Linked DNA regions of Homo sapiens: region 1 is linked to region 2. Evidence: chromatin loops called from intact Hi-C (ENCODE). Cell type or tissue: PC-9. All regions are shown on one strand. Links, peaks and the distances in the headings refer to the core of each region. The heading gives the core; the rest is flanking DNA.

What was found. Hi-C counts contacts between places; a loop is a spot of excess contacts. Peaks named below come from ENCODE experiments on the same cell type or tissue, not always from the same donor. Only the 100,000 strongest peaks of a DNase experiment are listed, where the experiment ranks them.
Region 1: a loop joins it to region 2, with 6 times the contacts of the local background. A loop is called at or near these places in 4 of 110 quality-filtered maps.

Annotation. Positions count from the first base shown.
Region 1 is chr2:226,406,038-226,415,500 of GRCh38, reverse strand. No RefSeq gene overlaps it. Among named protein-coding and RNA genes, the nearest start is that of MIR5702, 250 kb to the left of the region's middle. In PC-9, for the core only: no CTCF peak of the experiment used is centred there; a DNase peak (open chromatin) is centred at 3,560; H3K27ac peaks cover 1,909 bases.
Region 2 is chr2:226,131,596-226,141,058 of GRCh38, reverse strand. No RefSeq gene overlaps it. Among named protein-coding and RNA genes, the nearest start is that of MIR5702, 520 kb to the left of the region's middle. In PC-9, for the core only: no CTCF peak of the experiment used is centred there; DNase peaks (open chromatin) are centred at 3,478 and 3,758; H3K27ac peaks cover 1,426 bases.

The DNA.
Region 1 (9,463 bases), core at 530-8,529, 270 kb before region 2:
TCACAGTTCTGGAGGCTGAGAAGTCCAAGATCTGGGTTCTGGCGAGTTCAGTTGTCTGGTGAACTTACAAGATGAACAGCAGTGGGTGGAAGGAGAAAATGTCCACTTCCGGAAAATCAATAGCAAGCTCATGGTGTCTGTGTCAACCAAATTAGAAAAGAAAGTATTCATTATTAGGAACAGAATCCATGCAATGATGAATGCAGTGCAAGGGTGCAGGGATTAGTATTTCTTTGTGCTGTTCCACCTTATTGCTGAATCCTCATATGGCAGAAGGCAGAAGGGCAAGGTAACCAAAAACTGCATAAAGTCTCTTTTATAAGGGCTTTAATCACATTCATAAGTGAGGATCCCTCAAAATCTAATCACTTCTTAAATGTCCCACTTCTTAAAAATATCACATTGGCAACTCCTGAATTTTGGAGGAGACACATTTAAACCACAGTAATAAGAAAAATAGTTTTTCCTTTCCTTCCTCTCTCTCTCTTTACCTCTCCCTTCTTCCTTTTGTCCTTTCTTTTCTTTCTGTTTTTTTCTTTCTTTGCTTCCTGATTTGGGTTGTTACATAAAATCTGATCATGCTTGTTACTTTAGAGGCAAAAATATACAAAATCTTTAGTTTTTATAAATAATATTTTAACATGCATAAGACATAACTGCTGCAATATGAATATGCTCTCCTGTGTAAAGAAAATGGCATATTTGTTTGGAATTTAATTATGGCGTGTCATTTTCCTGGACAAGGATACTCACAAAAGAGTGTTTTTTTTCTAATTTTTAGAGACTTTGAGATGCCTTATGGCTGTTTTTGAATGATAGACTCAGTGTGGATTCAAAACAGGGGAAAGCCTTTTTTCATGTTTCTTTCAATAATTTTTACCAAACATCTGCTAAGAGCTCCCAGGGGTATATTTTGCACAGGACTGAAAAATGACTGCTGGTAATGCTAAGAGCCTGCTACTTTCAGAATACGTAACACAGATAATATGCATGACGATTTAATACATCTATGAATGGATATTATATGGAGATTGCAGACCAGCTGTTCCCTCCTAAAACAAGCCACAGGAACAAGGGCTGCAGCTAGAGAGATTCAGCTTCAATATAAAGAACTGGAAGAAGTTGCTAGGGAGACTTCTGCATCCCTTATGAAGATTCTTACTTAGAACATTGAATGTTGTCAGTTCTGGCCTGTGATTCCCAAGTCTTTCAAGTTAAAAAAAGAACAAAATATCAACTTGGATTTTAAACTTAGGTGAAAATCACTTTATTTACCAGAAGAAGTTCTCGATCGGTACTTAAAATGAAGAGAAAAAGACTTTTGACTCAAAACTTCGGAAGTTAAATAGACTGTGTTCACCCTCTCCTTCACTATCTCAATGTAGCAAAAGCTGAATCCCCACAGACTACAGAAGCAACTCGAGGCCTCCTTGCACTAAACTTCTGTCATTTATAGCTTCCTCACTAGGACCTCTCAACAAAATCCCTGTCTATTAACCCTACCAGCCAGAGTGAGTCCTGCCATAAGACTGTGAAGCAACAGTGGTTTCTTTAATTCCTGCAATGATCTGTTAATGTCAAATGTTTTCCTGTTTAGCTTCTTATTTGATCTTCTCCATGATCATACAAAGCCATCATTATTATCCCATTTCCAGATGAGAAAAATGAGGATCATGGGGTGACTTATCCAAAATTACCCACTTCATAAGTGGCAAAGCCAGGACAAAACCTGAAGTCTTTGGAATCTCAATTTAAGGGCTTTTTGTACTGTAGTCAGCAATTTTGATTCTCTCATCATCTTTTTCAGGGGTACTTTTCTTTCTAACATTGTGACTGGTTGGTCTGGTATGTCCCTGGATCTCTACTCTTCTAAGAAATGGCAAGAGAAATAGTCAGACTAGAGCCTTCCAGAAACCATCCTGTGAAACAGAAAGCTACTGTCCATCCCTCCACTATAAACATGGATGGTCTGGCTTTCCACGTGCCCATTGTGTCACCTTGGGCAAGTTGTTTAACCTCTATCTGTTTCAGTTTCCTCATCTGTATAGATGGAAATAATAATATTACCTGCCATATAGGGATGTTGAGAGGGAAATGCATGCAATTTGTTTGGAACAGACTGTGTTTGGGACAAAATAAGTAGAGTAAAAATGTTACTTAATATTACAAATTTGCTATCAACTCTAGACTCCAAGCCTGACTTTCCCATGTGACAATATGGTATTTAACTAATTATATAAAAATCATCTGTATATATGCCTCTTTTCAAGGTAATGGAAGAATACAGGAATGAATAAAACTAGTATCTTTCCCCAAGAGGCCTATCATTCAGTAATAAAATTGGGAAATATACACATTTTGTGGGACTTTGAATATCTTTTTTTTTTTTTTGAGTTGGAGTCTCACTCTGTCACCCAGACTGGAGTGCAGTGGGCGATCTCGGCTCACTGTAACCTCTGCCTCCCGGGTTCACGCCATTCTCCTGCCTCAGCCTCCCAGGTAGCTGGGACTACAGGCACTTGCCACCACACCTGACTAATTTTTTGTATTTTTAGTAGAGACGGGGTTTCATTGTGTTAGCCAGGATGGTCTCGATCTCCTGACATCATGATTTGTTCTCCTTGGCCTCCCAAAGTGCTGGGATTACAGGCTTGAGCCACCGCGCCCGGCCTGAATATCTTATATGCCTTAAACCTCCATGAAACCTGGCTCAGTGGCTGCTACACACAAGATACTCAGTGAATAAATATGGAAGAATTGAATATGGTGAGTGAAAAATCAAGATTTAGGGAAAGCTTCCTGGAAGGAGAAACAACATAAGATACGCATGGAGGCCTAAGAAGGATCCATTTAAGAAGTTCATGGTGGTGGATTCATGGGTTCAGGGTCAGTGTATAAAAAAATTGTAAAGATAGATTTCAACCTGGATATTGGATGGTCTTAAATGACATCCTATAGGCTTAAGTGCCATGCAGTACCCAATGGAGGCAAGCAGGACATCAGATGGTTCACAAAAGAATCTGGCGTGATTGGATATGAACAATAGGATCATGTCTTTTATGATTTTGAGGACCATTAGGACTGGTAGTCTGGTATACTAATCTTCACAAGATCAAAACCACTCATCTCGTAAGGTTGCTGAGGGAAATGTTCATGCTTGGGGTCAAATGCAAAGAAAAGCAAAATAATATTTTTTTTTGGTTGGACTTTTTGTCAACAACTCCACAATGCCAATAACTCTGTTAAGATGGGCTTGCAACATGGCATGTAGACAAGAAGCCCAAGAAACCTTCTTGCTGTTCCTAAGCCTAGACTGTAACTTGGATGCTGTGATCCAACTTGCCTCAACGACAATAACTTTTGAGTCTAATGGCTTAAATATACATGAAAGAGCAAGACAACTAGATGACTCGATCTCTTCCTTGTGCAGAAAGGCTTGGGCCACTTCGCTATTCCTTGGCCATAAAAGGAGAAAGAAAGAAAGAAGAAAAGAGCCACACCTGTGGATGTGATGATTAATCCACAATAACCCTGCATGTGTAGGCCAGGCACATGCTTGGAGTCTGACTCATTAAATGTGTGTCCCTCCTCTTAGAAGAGGAAGAAGACATGGGGAAAGTAGCTGTTTGTCTTTCCAGAGGCCTACCTGGAAGTTGGGTTAAGGAAGTTAAACATTAGAGGTAGAAGGAATTTGAGCGAGGTCAGTGTCTGTGGGACTGAACAGTGTCTTTGATTTCAAAGGCATTGAGAATTCTGATTTAATGTTGAAGTGAAAGATGTGGAGACACTGAAGATGTTTATCAGTTTCTAGTCTTCTGTGTCTGGGAGCATGGTGCTGCCATTAACTAAGAGAAGCAATGAAGAGGCTAAGATGACTTCTGTTTTTTTTTTGTAGTTTTAGCGTACCCTTTAAACAAAACACATCTGCTAGTACCCTGAGGCTACCTCAAGGGTAAGCAGAGCATTAAGTTAATTGACAAGTAATATTACAGTGTGAGGAAAAAGGGAAGGATGAATACCACCTTTTATCTTTTCCTAGAAAATAAGTAACAGGAGTGTAGAATTATTCATGAGGCAGGTGAACCTAGGGTCCTGTAGTAAATGGCTGCTTTTTAAGCGTCATTTCTGTGTTTCAGATGATGTCGTAAACTGTCTAAGAGATGCTGAAAGCTTTTTCAGGAAGTATGTAACAAAAGTTTTGAAAGGGGCTAGTCACAGAAATTGATTCCTGTGATGGTTAATTTTGTGTGTCAACCTGACTAGGCCACAGGGTACCCAGGTTAAGTGTTATTTCTGGGTGTGTCTGTGGGGTGTTCCAGATGAGATTAGCCTTGACAAGTTGAATTGGTAAATTTAGTAAGGTAGATCGCACTCCTTAGGGTGAGAGGATAGTATCCAATTCATTAAGGGCCTAAATAGAACAAAAAGAGGAGGAAGGGAAGACGCACCCCCTTCCTGGCTGTCTGTGAGTGCAGGTATGGGTGTCCTACCCTTGAACTTGGATCTTCACCTTTGGTGCCCTGGCTCTCAAGCTTTTGCACTCAAACTGGAGTTACGCCACTGGCTTTTCTGGGCCTTTTGCTTGCACACAGCAAATTCGGGGACTTCTCAGTCTCTATGGTCGTGTGAGCCAAATCCTTACAATCTCTCTCTCTCTCCATATGTATGTGTGTGTGTGTGTGTGTGTGTGTGTGTGTATACACACACACACACACACACACACGCACACACACCAGAGAAACAGAACCAATGTGGGAAGTATATATAAAATAACATATTGGTTCCATTTCTTTGGAGAACTTTAACTAATAAACCCTCCTAGCAGTATTTTCATAGTTTAGCGGAGGGACTTGGCTCTGGGAATTATTTAAAGCCAAACTTAAGTATGTGAGAGAAAAGACACCACTTAAAGTCAACAATAGTACTCAAAAAAAAAAAAAAAAGAAAAAAAAACGGAAAGAAGTAACATGATAATCTGATAATCTGGGCCCATGGGAAAAAAGATATGTATGTGTACCCTGGCATTTTACTTGGAATCAACAACTGAGATAAGAAGTGCTGAAAGGTAGTTGGTATTCCAAATGAATAGTTTAGAAAGACAGGAAAAAGTCTGGACCAGTGATTACTAATGGGTCATGTAATTCAAAACCAAACACCACATGTTCTCACTTATAAGTGGGAGTTGAACAATGAGAACACATGGACACAGGGAGGGGAACATCACACATCGGGGCCTGTTGGGGGGTGGGGGACTAGGGGAGGGATAGCATTAGAAATACCTAATGTAGATGATGGCTTGATGAGTGCAGCAAACCACCATGGCATGTGTATACCTATGCAACAAACCTGCACCTTCTGCACGTGTACCCCAGAACTTAAAATATAACTTAAAAAAAAGATCTTCTTAAAAGCACTATAACATATTAATGAACTGTGATTAAATTAAATAGGGAAGAAATTGGTTATTACAATTCAATCAATCAAAAAAAAAAACCATTCATAGTTAACAGGGGTCAATTCAGGCAGAAATCAGAAGGCCTGAGAGCTGGGTACTTAGGCAGTGATATGGCTGGGGTCCTGTCTCTGCCCAACTCTCATGTGAAATTGTAATCTTCAGTATTGGAGGTGGGGCCTGGTGGGAGGTGATTGGATCATGAGGTTGGATTTCCCCCTTGGTGCTGCTCTTGTGATAGTGAATGCTCATGAGATTTGGTTGTTTGAAAGTGTGTGGCACCTCCCCGCTCCCTCTCTCTTTCTCCTGCTCTGGCCATATGAAGACCTGCCTCCTTCTCTTTGCCTTCCATCATGATTGTAAGTTTCCTGAGGCCTCCCCAGCCATGCTTCCTGTACAGCCTGTGGAACTGTGAGCCAATTAAACCTCTTTTCTTTATAAATTACCCAGTCTCAGGTATTTCTTTAGAACAGTGTGAGAACAGACTAACTAAGAAAAAGCATGCACAGACAATAGCCAAGACCCAAAATGGCAGCTGAAATATGAGGGAGAAGGTAAAGGTGGGGCTGGGACTTCACCACATGGCTGGGGAAAATTGTAAGAACCCAGTGTAGAAGCAGGAAGCAGGACTTTATAAATGAAATAACTCAGTTAGGTGTTTTCATTTGGTTCTTGTTAAAACAAGAGGCAGCCCTCAGGATGAGTTGCCTTAAGCCCTTATTAAAAAAAAATGAGTAAGCTCTTCATGTGTGTGCAGAGAATGATCCTACAGAATAGAACAAAAGAAATACAGAGCCCTGGGGTATTTGTAGTCATATGCTAGCAATTATGTAAATTAAAAGGGCACAGTTTGCAGTATGTATATGTATACCTCAGAACTTCTAGAAAGATCCATAGAAATCTATAATGGCGTCTCATGGTTGCTTGGTTAGTGGTAATCGTGGTGGCAATGGAAAACTAGGCAAAAAGAAAAAAGGGTTGGAAGGAAGACATTCACTTACACCTGTAAGTTGGTGTATACCTATGGAAAAAAAATCAAAGACATATAGTTTAAAAAGAATATCTTGATTGGGGATTTTATGTGCCAGTAAATTAGATTATGTGTTTTGGAAAGGGTAGGTGATCAGGTGAGCAGTCATCTTATATATAATAGCAGGAAACATTTTGTTTTACTAGTTTCAAGTACGCATTATCAATAATCTGTGTTTAATTTTTAAGTTAAAACTTCAACTCATAAAATCAAATGTGTGAGATGAGTTTAGAATAGAGAATTCTTGGAGAATTGAAATAAACTGTAATCCACCCACTTTTGGGGCTGCATGGAACTCTGTCTGTTTCTTGCTACATTTAGCAGTGTAGTTCAAATTTAGGAAAAAACCTGGCAGGATGAACAAACGTTTTGTATGTAAAACGTGAAGTAAATTTCACGTGGTAATAACTTTGTGATAGGGCTCTTCCTACTTGTGTTTTCTTTAATGGTTGCTGTCTGCAATGTTTGAGTTTAAAGCCATCAACAAATCAACTTATCAACTTAACCAAACCAAACAAAACAAACTAGAAAGCATAGACAAAGATGGTGGTGATAAGGAGAAACATTTACATGTACTTAGCTGTTCTCCTTAGGACGAGTTTTGTCTGACACATTTTTTACATAAAAACACAGCAGCTTACAATACCAATTCATGGTTCATTAAAAACCTTTCTCCTGACTGTAATTCTCATTGAAATCAGTGGGGACAAAAACGGAAATGGATTTTAGAGTGATGGTGAGCAGACTCTTGCTATGAATGGAATCCCATTCATGATGACTGAAGGATTGCTTTGCGTGAGTTACGGAAGCAGCATTGACTCTAAGTGTTGGGTTCAACTTTAGGAAGAACTGGAAATCCTATTGGTGTATAGATTTATATTCAGGTGTTACTTTGTCAAGCCAATGCTAAAGTTATGGTCAACCAATATATTTTAGCAGTGTAAAAGAAATAACTTTGGTTAAGTAGATATAAAGAAATTACTAAAAACAAAGATTTTTATATTTAATTCTGATTCCGGCATTTTCTCATTTTATGTTTGTCCTCAATAACCTTAATGTCTCAGTTGTTACCATCTCAGAAATGGGGATACCAATGCTGCTTCATAATGATACTAGAAGAAACCATGTAAATGTTATTGCAGTCATTCCGCAAGAAGAAAATATTAAAATTTTAGAAAAATTTATGTCTATGTGAAAACATTTTCTATTGGATTTATTGATAACTCTAATGTTTTACCTGTTCTTTTGAGTTTTTTTTTTTAAATTGACACACCAATAACTTACTTAATTGCTCTTTTGGAGACATTCTCATTGAAAAATGAAAACCAGCAATGTTCCTTTCATTCTTTCTTTAAGTTCTTTTTTGAGTTTTTAAACATCTCTTTTTTTAATCTAAAGCTATCTTGGAGTCTTTTTCCTCTCCTAAAATGTGGGATAGATTCATGCAAGAGAATTTTCCCCAGTGCTCCAGTCTTGTTTATAATAGTAAATTCCTTTTAAATTTTATAACTGGTGTCTCCAAGGGTTCACAATTCAACATTAATGTGTTGGGGTTGAGCTACCCAACACCAGTTTTTGAAGAAAAGAACCAAGTGATCAACAAGCCAACAAATGGCGAAAGCTATTAAATACGCTGAGATTCTAGCTATTTATCATTGATGTTTTGGTAATTGTGATTTATTAGGGAAGTTACAAAGCTCTGAGTTCTCCCAGCTTCCACTTCTGTATTGTGGTCCAAGCTTACTGCTTTTGTTTGTGACATAAATCATGTCTGGATACCAAAGACTCCAGATCTGCTAACCTCTAAGCTTTTTGTTTTATTTTTTTTCCCCCTATTCTTTGTGTTTCCTTTTTAGGAAATGTTGATGAGTGATTATAGGCATATTACTTCTTTCATGCCTATTTCTAAAAATAGGATCTAGAAATATTATTTTGGGTATAAAGGTTACTAGGAGACAGGTGAGCTTAAAATTTTTGGCATTTGACTTTCTTCTCTCTTTTTAAAAAAACTTTTTGTATCATTTTGAATCAGAATCACTTAAATCAAAGACTTGTTTTCTTCTGAAATCCTGGCAATAAAGTAGATAATTAGAAAATTAGTCTTCTAAATATTGCTTTGAGAAGTTACAGGTTACAATCTTTCTTCTTTGAAGAACCCTCCTAGAATTCTTTGCCCATAAGTATTTACTTCCTACGGTCTTTTCTGTCATTCACAGTTCACTTCAAATGCCATTTCCTCAAAGAGGCGTTTCTAGTACTTTCTTAGGTTGTCCCCTGACATTGTTCTCTATTATGTTCTTGCTTTCTGTCAATATCTGAAATTATCTTATCTATTTTCTCTGTCACTTTCTGTATCATCTTAGTAGAAGGAAAATTCTGTGTGGGCAGAGACCTGACATCCTTGCTTTCAGTTGTATCTTCACTTCACAGTACAGTCCAGGATTCAGTATGCAGTAGACATTCAATAAATACTTGAATAAATTCAATACATAAATGAATTGAAGTTAGAAATAGATTTTTCCCTGCAGTTTACTGCATGTGTAATCTTAAGCACATTACTTCATCCCACTCACCTTGTATCTTCTTTTGAAAAATAGAGTTGAGTATTGTGATTTAAAAGGTTGCTTTAAGGTAGAGAAGCGCTATACCTTTAACTTTGAAAATTCCATCTAGTTAGTATTGCTGATAGCAAGAAAGCCCATTAGTTGTGTCACTCTACTAATGAAAGTTTGCAAGTATATTTTTTATTTTATTTTTATTGAGACAGAGTTTCACTCTGTTGCCCAGGCTGGAGTGCAGTGGCGTGATCTTGGCTCACTGGCAGCCTCTGCCTCCCGGGTTCGAGAGATTCTCATGCCTCAGCCTCCCGAGTAGCTGGGATTACAGGCGCGAGCCACCACGCCTGGCTAATTTTTGTATTTTTAATAGAGACGGGGTTTTACTGTGTTTGCCAGGCTGGTCTTGAACTCCTGAACTTAGGT
Region 2 (9,463 bases), core at 568-8,567:
TCTCCACTGGACTTTCAGCTACTCAAAGACAAGGGCATACATATTCTTTTATTTCTCTCAGTGTCATTGGATCCAGGTTTTGCTGGCAAACAAATACCTGATAAATGCTAGTTTGATATAATCGTGATTGAATGGAAGAAACTGATTTATTCTTTTATGTTTCCCCTATAAAAGTATGTTCTTAATCTGTGATCCATGGATGTGCCTGGGCTGGTGGGTGTTTGTGAGCCATCTCACGTTGTTTGCAAAATTTGTTACCTTATACATTTGTCTAGGAAAAGGGTCCAAAGTTTCATCAGCTTCCTGGGGCAGCCTGTGGCCTTGAATAGATTAGGAACCATTCATAGAGAAGTTCCTTATATTCTTTCTAAGAACATCATTGTCTAAAAATCATGAAGCTTTTAAAATAATAATTGACTCAGTTCACTTTGCCATTTGCCTTAGACATTTGCCACTCTCTGTACTTGCTTCTTCAGTTTAATTCAATGTCTGCTGCCTAAAAAAATGCAAGCAGCTGCTGTGAAAATTATATATGCAATATCTGTCCATGAGAATGTAATATGGTCAATCAGATTCCTTTAACAAGTGATTTGGTTCTCATGTCAGCATATTGCCATATCTTGAAAATTGAGTGATAATCAATCATTATTATATCTGGAAGATAAAATTGACTTCAGCCCGTGAAGCCCAAGTGTCACCTAATGTTTCTCCTGTCCCCCATCCTGCCTACTGAGAAAGAAGTAGCAGAGAGGCAAATAACAAAGCAGAAGTTTGACTGATTTCTAGCATATGCAATATTTTAATTATTTCTTATTTAAATACAATTAGCCTTCAAAAAGCTACCCAAACCTGTGGAGAAAATGAGAAATATTTGGATCTGTTAACCAATGAGCAATTATAAGATTTCTATCAATTATGTTGTAGCCACTAGAATGAAATCTGAGTTGATGTAACAAGGAGACCCAAAGATCATGGTTCAGCAAAACAGAAGTTTATTTTGTGTCTCTTCATGGCACAGAGCAGGAAGGTGGCTTCTATTTCAGGAAGCCATGCTTTGGACAGAAAGGCAGTTCTGTCATCTCCAATGTAGCTTCCAAGGGAACTCTCTTGTTCTCATTTTCAGCTAGCAGAAAGACAAGTGAAGAGTGGTTTCAGAGCAAGTGTTTTCTAAGGAAGTAAGGCAGAAGCTACACATTTGACTTCTGCTCATATCCCATTGATGAGAATTTAGTTGCATGGCCACACCTCACTACCAAGAGGCAGGAAGATGTGGTGTGCCTAAGCAACTCAGCACCCAGATATACACTAGTACTCTGGAAAAAGCAGAACAGATTTTAGTTGGACAAATAACAGTCTATGTTGGACATACAGAATTAGAATTTAGACACATGCATCAAAAACGAGTTCTTCTTACCTCTTCCTTCTGGAAGGAACAGTATTCATTCCATTTTGAATGCTATGACCAAAAGTATTCATCTTTTGGTCCAAACTCAAAATGGTTTTACTGTCCCAGAAGAATGTGAAAGACAGAAAGTAACAGAGCATAGGTTTGGGCTTCAGCAGGATAGACAAAAAAGAATGGTCAGGACCCAGAGATAAGAAAGCTCCATTTGACAAGATAGAGGATCCAGAAAGATCCAGGTGTGAGATAGTAGAGAGGATAAGAAAGGGCTCTGATGACAAGAAGTAGAGACAAAGCAATGGAGTTTCATGTACATGTCTGTACCTCCCTCAAACTCTGGGAAGAGCACGCTTGGAGCTGGTCATGGGAACCAGAGCAACAGGTAGAAAGTTCTGGAAGAAAATGCCTGGCTCCTAGAACCCTGATACGTGGTCACGAAGAATAAAGCAAAGGTCTATTCACTAGAATCAGGATGAAAAGAGCGACTTAGCTACAAAAGAGATGAATAAAGAGTGGCTCAGCTAAACATGTAGATTGTTGTTATTTATTATTCTTAGGAGTTTAATAAGGTCTCATGGACTAGAGCAAGTTAAACCTGCAGGTGTCATTGAAATACACCCAGCTATGGTTTTGAGGTGCTAGGAGCAGCCAAGGAGTTAAACCATCTTAGCTTCTTGAATATAATGGAACGAAACTCCTAGTCATATTATCTCCTTAAATAAAACTGAATAAAACTCTAATCTCTTGATTATTTTTAAGAATGAACAGCTGCTTTTTAGATAGGAAGCCAAAGACTATATAAATTAGAAAAAGAATCAAAGTCAAAAAGATTTTTAAGGAGAGAGAAGAAAATGACAGTTAAGTGATTAGAACCCTGTTATAAAAATCAGTAAGGGGTACAGAGTGTCACTCAGGGAAGATGAAAAAGTTCTGGCAATGGTTTGTAGTAGTGGTTGCACAAAATATATACATATTTAATGCCACTGAATTGTATGCCTAAAAATGGTGAAAATACCCGGGTGCGGTGGCTCACGTCTGTAATCCCAGCACTTTGGGAGGCCAACGCGGGTGGATCACCTGAGGTCAGGAGTTCGAGACCAGCCTGGCCAACATGATGAAACCCTGTCTCTACTAAAAAAGTACAAAATTAGCCAGGCATGGTGGCACATGCCTGTAATCCCATCTATACGGGAGGCTAAGGCAGGAGAATCATTTGAACCCGGGAGGCAGAGGTTGCAGTGAGCCAAGATTGCGCCATTGCACTCCAGCATGGGCAACAAGAGCAAAACTCCATCTCAAGAAAAAAGGAAAAAAAAAAGTTAAAATGATAAATTCTAATTCTCTTTTACTAGAATAAAAACAATGTTTTAAAATTAAGAATTGAAAAAAATTAAAATAATGAATAGAGTGTAAAGCAATTATGGTATTTAAAAATTTGCATATGTCAATTATTAAGTGAAAAGAACACAGCTTTCAATGGGCCTATATGTTGAATATAAATATTTTACCATTTTCTCCTGTCTTAGACCATTTACTGGATCTTGAAATTTTCATTGTTAAAGTTAAGGTAAAAAAAAAAAAAGTAATATGAAGCAAAAATACATAAATTTAATTAAAGAAAATAAATATGTGAGACTGTGACATACAGGAGAGCAACAAGAAAACCCAGCCTCAGCCACATGTTCCAGAAGAGCCTCCAATCTGTGCAGGCTCCTGAACTGGCCACCCTGATCACCCACTACTTTCTACCAGGCGGGCTCTTTTCCCAGTTCTATTTTAGAAAAGAATTAGATGTCTAGACACCTTCTTACATTCCTGTTACCAAAACAAGTTGAGAGATGTTTACATATTTTTAAATGCTAGAGACTACAGATAGAGAGCCTTCTCTGCCCACACCTGTGGTCAGTGGGCAACCTGGAACATGATCCCTCATCACTGCTCCCTGCTACTCATAACCTTGTGTACTGATCTTTGTTTGAGCATGAATTGGACCTGTGACTCGCTCCAAATTAAAACAATGCAGCAATATTGATGACATCATCAACCTTAAAAGATGAGATTTGGGAAATATGACTAAGTATAAAGTTTATTTGAGTGCAGAGCTTAAGAGTAGCCACCTGGGAAACACAGACTCCAAAAGAATGGGTCAGCATTCCAAGGTGGGGAAAGTAAGGTTTCATTTATATAGGCGAAGACAGAGAAGCTTAACAAGGTTGCAGCATTTTTCAAAACAGGTTAGTACATGTGTTATAGTGATTTGATTGGTTACATTCGGAGGAAAACTGCCTTAACTTTCTGTAGGGAGGGGTAATGGTTTTGATGGGTCTTATCTCTGGTGCCGTTCAGCCTTTCCTAATCATTTACAGGGCAAGAATGAGGAAGAGATATGATCTATAATCAGAAAAGCAGAACTTGCAGCTTCATGCTTTGTGACTCAGGCCACATAGCCACATTCCTCTTAAGGTTTAAAATAATTTAAAGTTCCAACAGCTTTAAGTTTGAATTATTTAATTTCACAGGATGAAACTAACAAGAATAGGCTACAAAATATGGTGAATTCTACCTTGAGTTTCCTTTCTCACTCTCTTGATGGCTCATTACAGTGGAAGCCAGCTGCCAAGTTGTGAGTTTCCCAGTGGAAAGACCTTAGTGGCCAGGCACCTGTATCTACCACCAACCGCCAGTGAGGAAGTGAGGCCTGCAAGTGGCCAGGAAAGTGAGCTTGTAAGTGGATCCTCCCTGCAGTGTCTGTTGATGTCTATGAAAGACCGTGAGCCACGGGCATCCGGTTGAGCCACATCAACACTCTTGACTCATAGAAAACATGAGATACAAAGTATTTGTTGTTTTAAGTCATGAAATTTTGGGAAATTATTTTTCACAGCAACAAACAACAAATATACACCTGGGTAGTGCATAACGGTGATTCCTAAGCAAAGCAGGATGAGAAACACCTTGCTTATCAAAAAGGTGCTAAGCAAAGATGGCTGGCAGTTCACCAAAAATCCATGGTGACCTTCCACAGTGTAGAATTGTTGCTGGAAGCAGCTGCCAGGACAAAGACTAGGATTTCCAGCTCCATCTTCACCTCTTCATTATTATTATTTTTTAAGATGGGATCTCACTCTGTTGCTCAGGCTGGAGTGCAGTGGCATGGTCATAGCTCACTGCAGCATCAAACTCCTAAGCTCAAGTGATCCTTTAGCCTAGCCTGAAGAGCTGGGACTCCAGGCATGTGCCACCATGCCCAGGTAATTTTCAAAAACGGTTTTGTAGAGATAGGGTCTTGCTATATTGCCCAGGCTGGTCTCAAATTCCCGGCCTCAAGCCATCCTCCTGCCTCAGCCTCCCAAAGTGCTGGGATTACAGGAGTGAACCACTATGTCCGGCCCATCTATTCACTTCTAGGTGCCATGTGACTGGTTTTCACTTACAATAACATGTGTGGGAATGATTGTGGCACTTCCAGGCCTAGGGGTTAAGCCACAGATGGGCCAGTCCTGCCCTCTTTTTTTTTTTTCCATGCCATGCTGGGTCCTGAATGACCAGAAAGAACAGTCCTGACTCACTCATAGAGGACAGGAGCATTTGCTCTGAACTATTGTGAACAGAACATCTATTCTGGGCAAGAAATTAACTTTTCATGGGTTAAGCCAGTGAAATATTGGGGGTTGGGTGTTTAGTTACAGCAGCTAGTGTCACTCTAAATAATACAGAAATTCAGGAGCATAGCTTGAAACACTGAGATGAGACACTCCTCATGGAGAGTGAGTGCACACATACTTAGCAATGTCTAGATGCCAAAGTCAGAAGTTTTTATATTTCAGAGCAAAGTCTTCCAGGTAGCTGTGGTCTCTAGGGCAAGGCACAGGGAGAAGATAATATGATATGGATTAGGGTTGGTCATATCCAGTATCATCACGTGCAGGAGGGAGAGGAGAAATGAAAAGCCTTGTGTGTGTGTTTTTTTTTCATCTCTGTTTCCTTACTACAAAACTCTTGTTAAGTATAGTAAATTGTAGGTGGTTTAGTATTTGAAACTAACTCACAGAAGACCAAAAGGAGAGAGAGGAGAGAGAGAGGTGGCAGGAAGAGAGAGAGAGAGAGAGAGAGACAGAGAGAGAGAAATTTTTTAGGGAGAAAGAAAAGTGAAGAAATGGAAAAGGAAAAGGGAGAAAAGGTCATACAGTTTTAGTAAATATTATTCTATTTTAGCAAGATTGAGCATTTTGTAAACTGTTTCTGGAAAACTGTAATTGGAGTTCTTAAATTGGGGTTCAAAAAAGGAGATCTGAAAATCTCAATATTTTCTACCAAATGTCGATATTTATACACACAGATTTTTTTTTCTGGAATTGATGATCCCCCTCCCCCAAGTTTAAGAACCATTTCTCTAAAGTGACTTTGGCCATATTATTTAGGGCATTTTGATTTAATCTTATTCTTGCCAACTTTTTGCCTCCTTAAAAGTTATTACCAAAGGAAAATTTTATAAAAGCCATATGAAGAATGTGTATTTAAAAGCAGGTTGTATGTGTTTGAACAATGCTTGTTCTGTCTGCCTCTACATTGCTTTCTTAGATTATAAACAGAAACCATGCCTTTTCCCCAGAAAAATTACTTTATCAGAATACCTAAAACCAGGTTCCTTGCAGGATAGAGCATAATAAATGCTATTGTTTCCTGCTGATGAAGTGTCTAACCCAGTTCACACACAAGTCAATGAAAATACTGAAAATAAAACTTATATTTTCTATTCCACTGCCTAGTTAATAAACGTTGACATGCATAATTATTTTAGATGTAGGAAGACAAAACAATAAATAAGAGGAAAATACTGATAAGATGTTGTTGATTTAAATAAAGGAGCTGATCTCATGTGAAGGATGTATTGCACATAAAAGCAAGAGGCAAATGTGATGGCCCTTTTATTCCTGCATACTGTGGCTTATTTAAAAGGAAGTTAATGGTAGAGTATTAAGTCTTGTTTCCTGTGCATGTCATGTTTTAATGGTGTTTATTTCTTTTTTGTTTGTTTGTTTTTCTTTTCTTTTTTCTTTTTTTTTTTTTTTTTTGTGGCAGACAGGGTCTTACTCTGTCACCCAGGCTGGAGTGCGGTGGTGCAATCTTGGCTCACTGCAACCTCTGCCTTTCAGGTTCAAGCCATCCTCCCACCTCAGCTTCCACACTCAGCTAATTTTTGTATTTTTTTGATAGAGAAAGGTTTTTACCATGTTGATCCAGGCTGGTCTCAAACCCCTGACCTCAGGTGATCAGTCCTCCTCGGCCTCCCAAAGTGCTGAGGTTACACGTGTGAGCCACTGCACCCTGCCTAATGGTGCTATTTCTAATCTAGGTTTTGTACCACTAACCTGGATGTCTTCTACCTTGCCCAAGTTTGTCTGAGGAGCCCCAGAACAAATAGGACTATTGGTATTATTTCAGTACTAGATAAATTAAAATGTCCTCCTGGAGATGCTCAATGAACATTTGTTTGTCATTATCGAGTAACAAATATAAAATTAATGAATATTATTACTTCATGGATTCTTGAAGAATGTAACAAAAAAGGAAATGTACATCCGGATGAGGATTTAAGGTAAAATCTATGAAAATAAATTAGTTACTCATCACTTTATATTAGCAGATTAAAAAAAATGTAGCTGTCCTATAAATGAAGTGGTTTTTCCACTCACCTGTTTTGGGTGGACCATTTTTATGAAGTTGATTGTCTTGGTGATAAGACAGCATTAGAGAGAGACCATGAAGTGCTAGATTTTGAGTTCTGATCTATCTACATCTAGAAGATGATTTCAAATGTTAGCAACAAGAAATTAGATTGAACGTGATGCCAGTAGCTCTTCAGGAATCTACCTGCAAAACGTAGCATGTAGAGGACAGAGATGGGAAGATGGAGAAACGAGGATGATGTTTCTTTTTTCCTGCCTCCTCTCAGTGACTAGGCTTGACCACTAATAGGAGCACACTAAAGAGAGAGATCTGAATTACACAGGAAGCTTTATGAAATGCAGAGAACCAGCAGCTCAGCTCTGAGTGTAGATAGCAAAACAGAACACAACTGGAGAAAAACACATCCCATTTCTGACAAGAGCTCCCCATGATTCAAGTGGTACAAAGAGGGCTGGAGAGGAGGCAGTGCCCCTTGATATCTGGCATATTTGCCGTCTGGGGATGCCCTGGAAGGCCACATCCTTGGTAGAGTAGCAGTGTGCCCAGTGAGGTCACCTCCAGCCATGACCCCACAAGGCACAGCCCTCAAGTGGCTTGCAGACAGAAAACATCCAGGAGAATGCCAGCTGAGAAGAGAAAGGGGGATTTTTCCAAAGCATCCATGAAACATCCCAGAGAATAGGAAAAACAGGGCGAAAAGGATCTCAGGTGAGGTTCTGTGAGGGTCTTCAGGATGAGGATGAGGACCCTCACAGAAGGCTCCTGACACCACAGAGTTTGTGCTTTTTTGCAACAAGGGAGTTGGGCTCTGAAACTGCCTCACTAATTTAAGTCAGCCATTGTCTCAAGGCCTCCGGGCATTTGGTGAGCAGGCAAAAGAGCTCAGCTAGCCCAAGGATATAGTACTCTGAAGAAAACTGCAGGTGTTACACCTTAGAAACAAAGCTCTCAGAAGTTGGGGGTGGACACACAGAAACAGTAAAAGAAACTTCAGAGGATCAAGATAGAACCCAACCAACACTTGCTATGCCACCTTAGCCAGAAATAGCTGGGGCTAACTTTGCAGAAAATAGCATGGGTGCTGAGGGCCCGCAGTTCAGCAAATGGAGGCTAATAAGTTTACGTAACTGCAATGTCAGCATATACATGACCTCATTTATATTTGCAGGATGGTGAAGCCTTGGTGGGTTACATATGAATAAAAAAATTCAGAATTGGAAGGGATCTTGTAGATCATCTAGTGAGAACTCTTTCTTCCCATTCTGTAGCAAAGATACTGAAGTACCAAGAAAGATAAGTGATTTGCCAAAGAGAAGATAGCTAATGTGAAAGTGAATGCAAATGGAATCACTTGTGTTAAAAACAGACAAATAGGGCCAAGGAAGGCCATGAAAAAGGTTTCTCATGCGTGAATGCCTGATAACAAGGCTACCACAAAAGACTCTGCAAACACCACAACCTTGCACAAAGGCCATTGCAACCTTACAAACACACAAACAAAAAAAACAAAACTCACCAGGTCATTTGCCCAACAATTGCCTGTCCAACATCAAACTGACATCATACTTGTTGCTGATCCTTATAGCCAAGGATAATTTTCTCAAAAGAGCTACGTAACTTTTTTTTTAAGAAAAAACTTTGTCTTCCTTTACCTCCTTGAATACACATACAGTTTACTATGGAATGGGTATTTTCATTGCAATAACCATTACTGAATAAATATCATTCTGTTTTAGAGAGTCTCTCTCTGTCTGTTATTTAGGTTAACACTAACTAGTGGCAAAGCCAGGATTAAAATTCAAGTTTTCTGATCTCAAATTATGTTTTCTCTAATTATCCAAGACACATCATAATACAGAAAAATTTTGTAATTTGAGGATTTGCAATGCCTACCCTGAAAACATGTCAAGTATGTTGTGCTCCTTTCCGTGTCTTATGACAGAGTGTTGGCACTGTGATTTTATTACATTTACATTTAATCTACTCTTGTTCATATTATTACATTACTTTATGTTATCCTGAACACAAACTATTTTAATATCCATCTGTATTTACTAGTGACTTTCCAGGTAACATAATAGGAAAATGCAAAGCTCAAATTGCTGGTGTTGCTGAATGGGGGTGATAAAGAATACCACGTTTCCTTGTCTTCGCAGGGCTAGATTTACTGGAATCAATCTATTTCCTTTTTGAGAAATTGGGCAGCTGATCTCTGACTCCCTGGCCCATTGTTTTCTTGGGCTCTGATAGAGATTATTGCATAGTTTATTAAGCTTACTTCCCCCAAAAGCTGAATGTGATGTAATAGTGCCATCTGTCACCTTTTGTAGAAGGCAGAGAGGAAAAGCAATGCCTTAGGAAGCCTGAGGT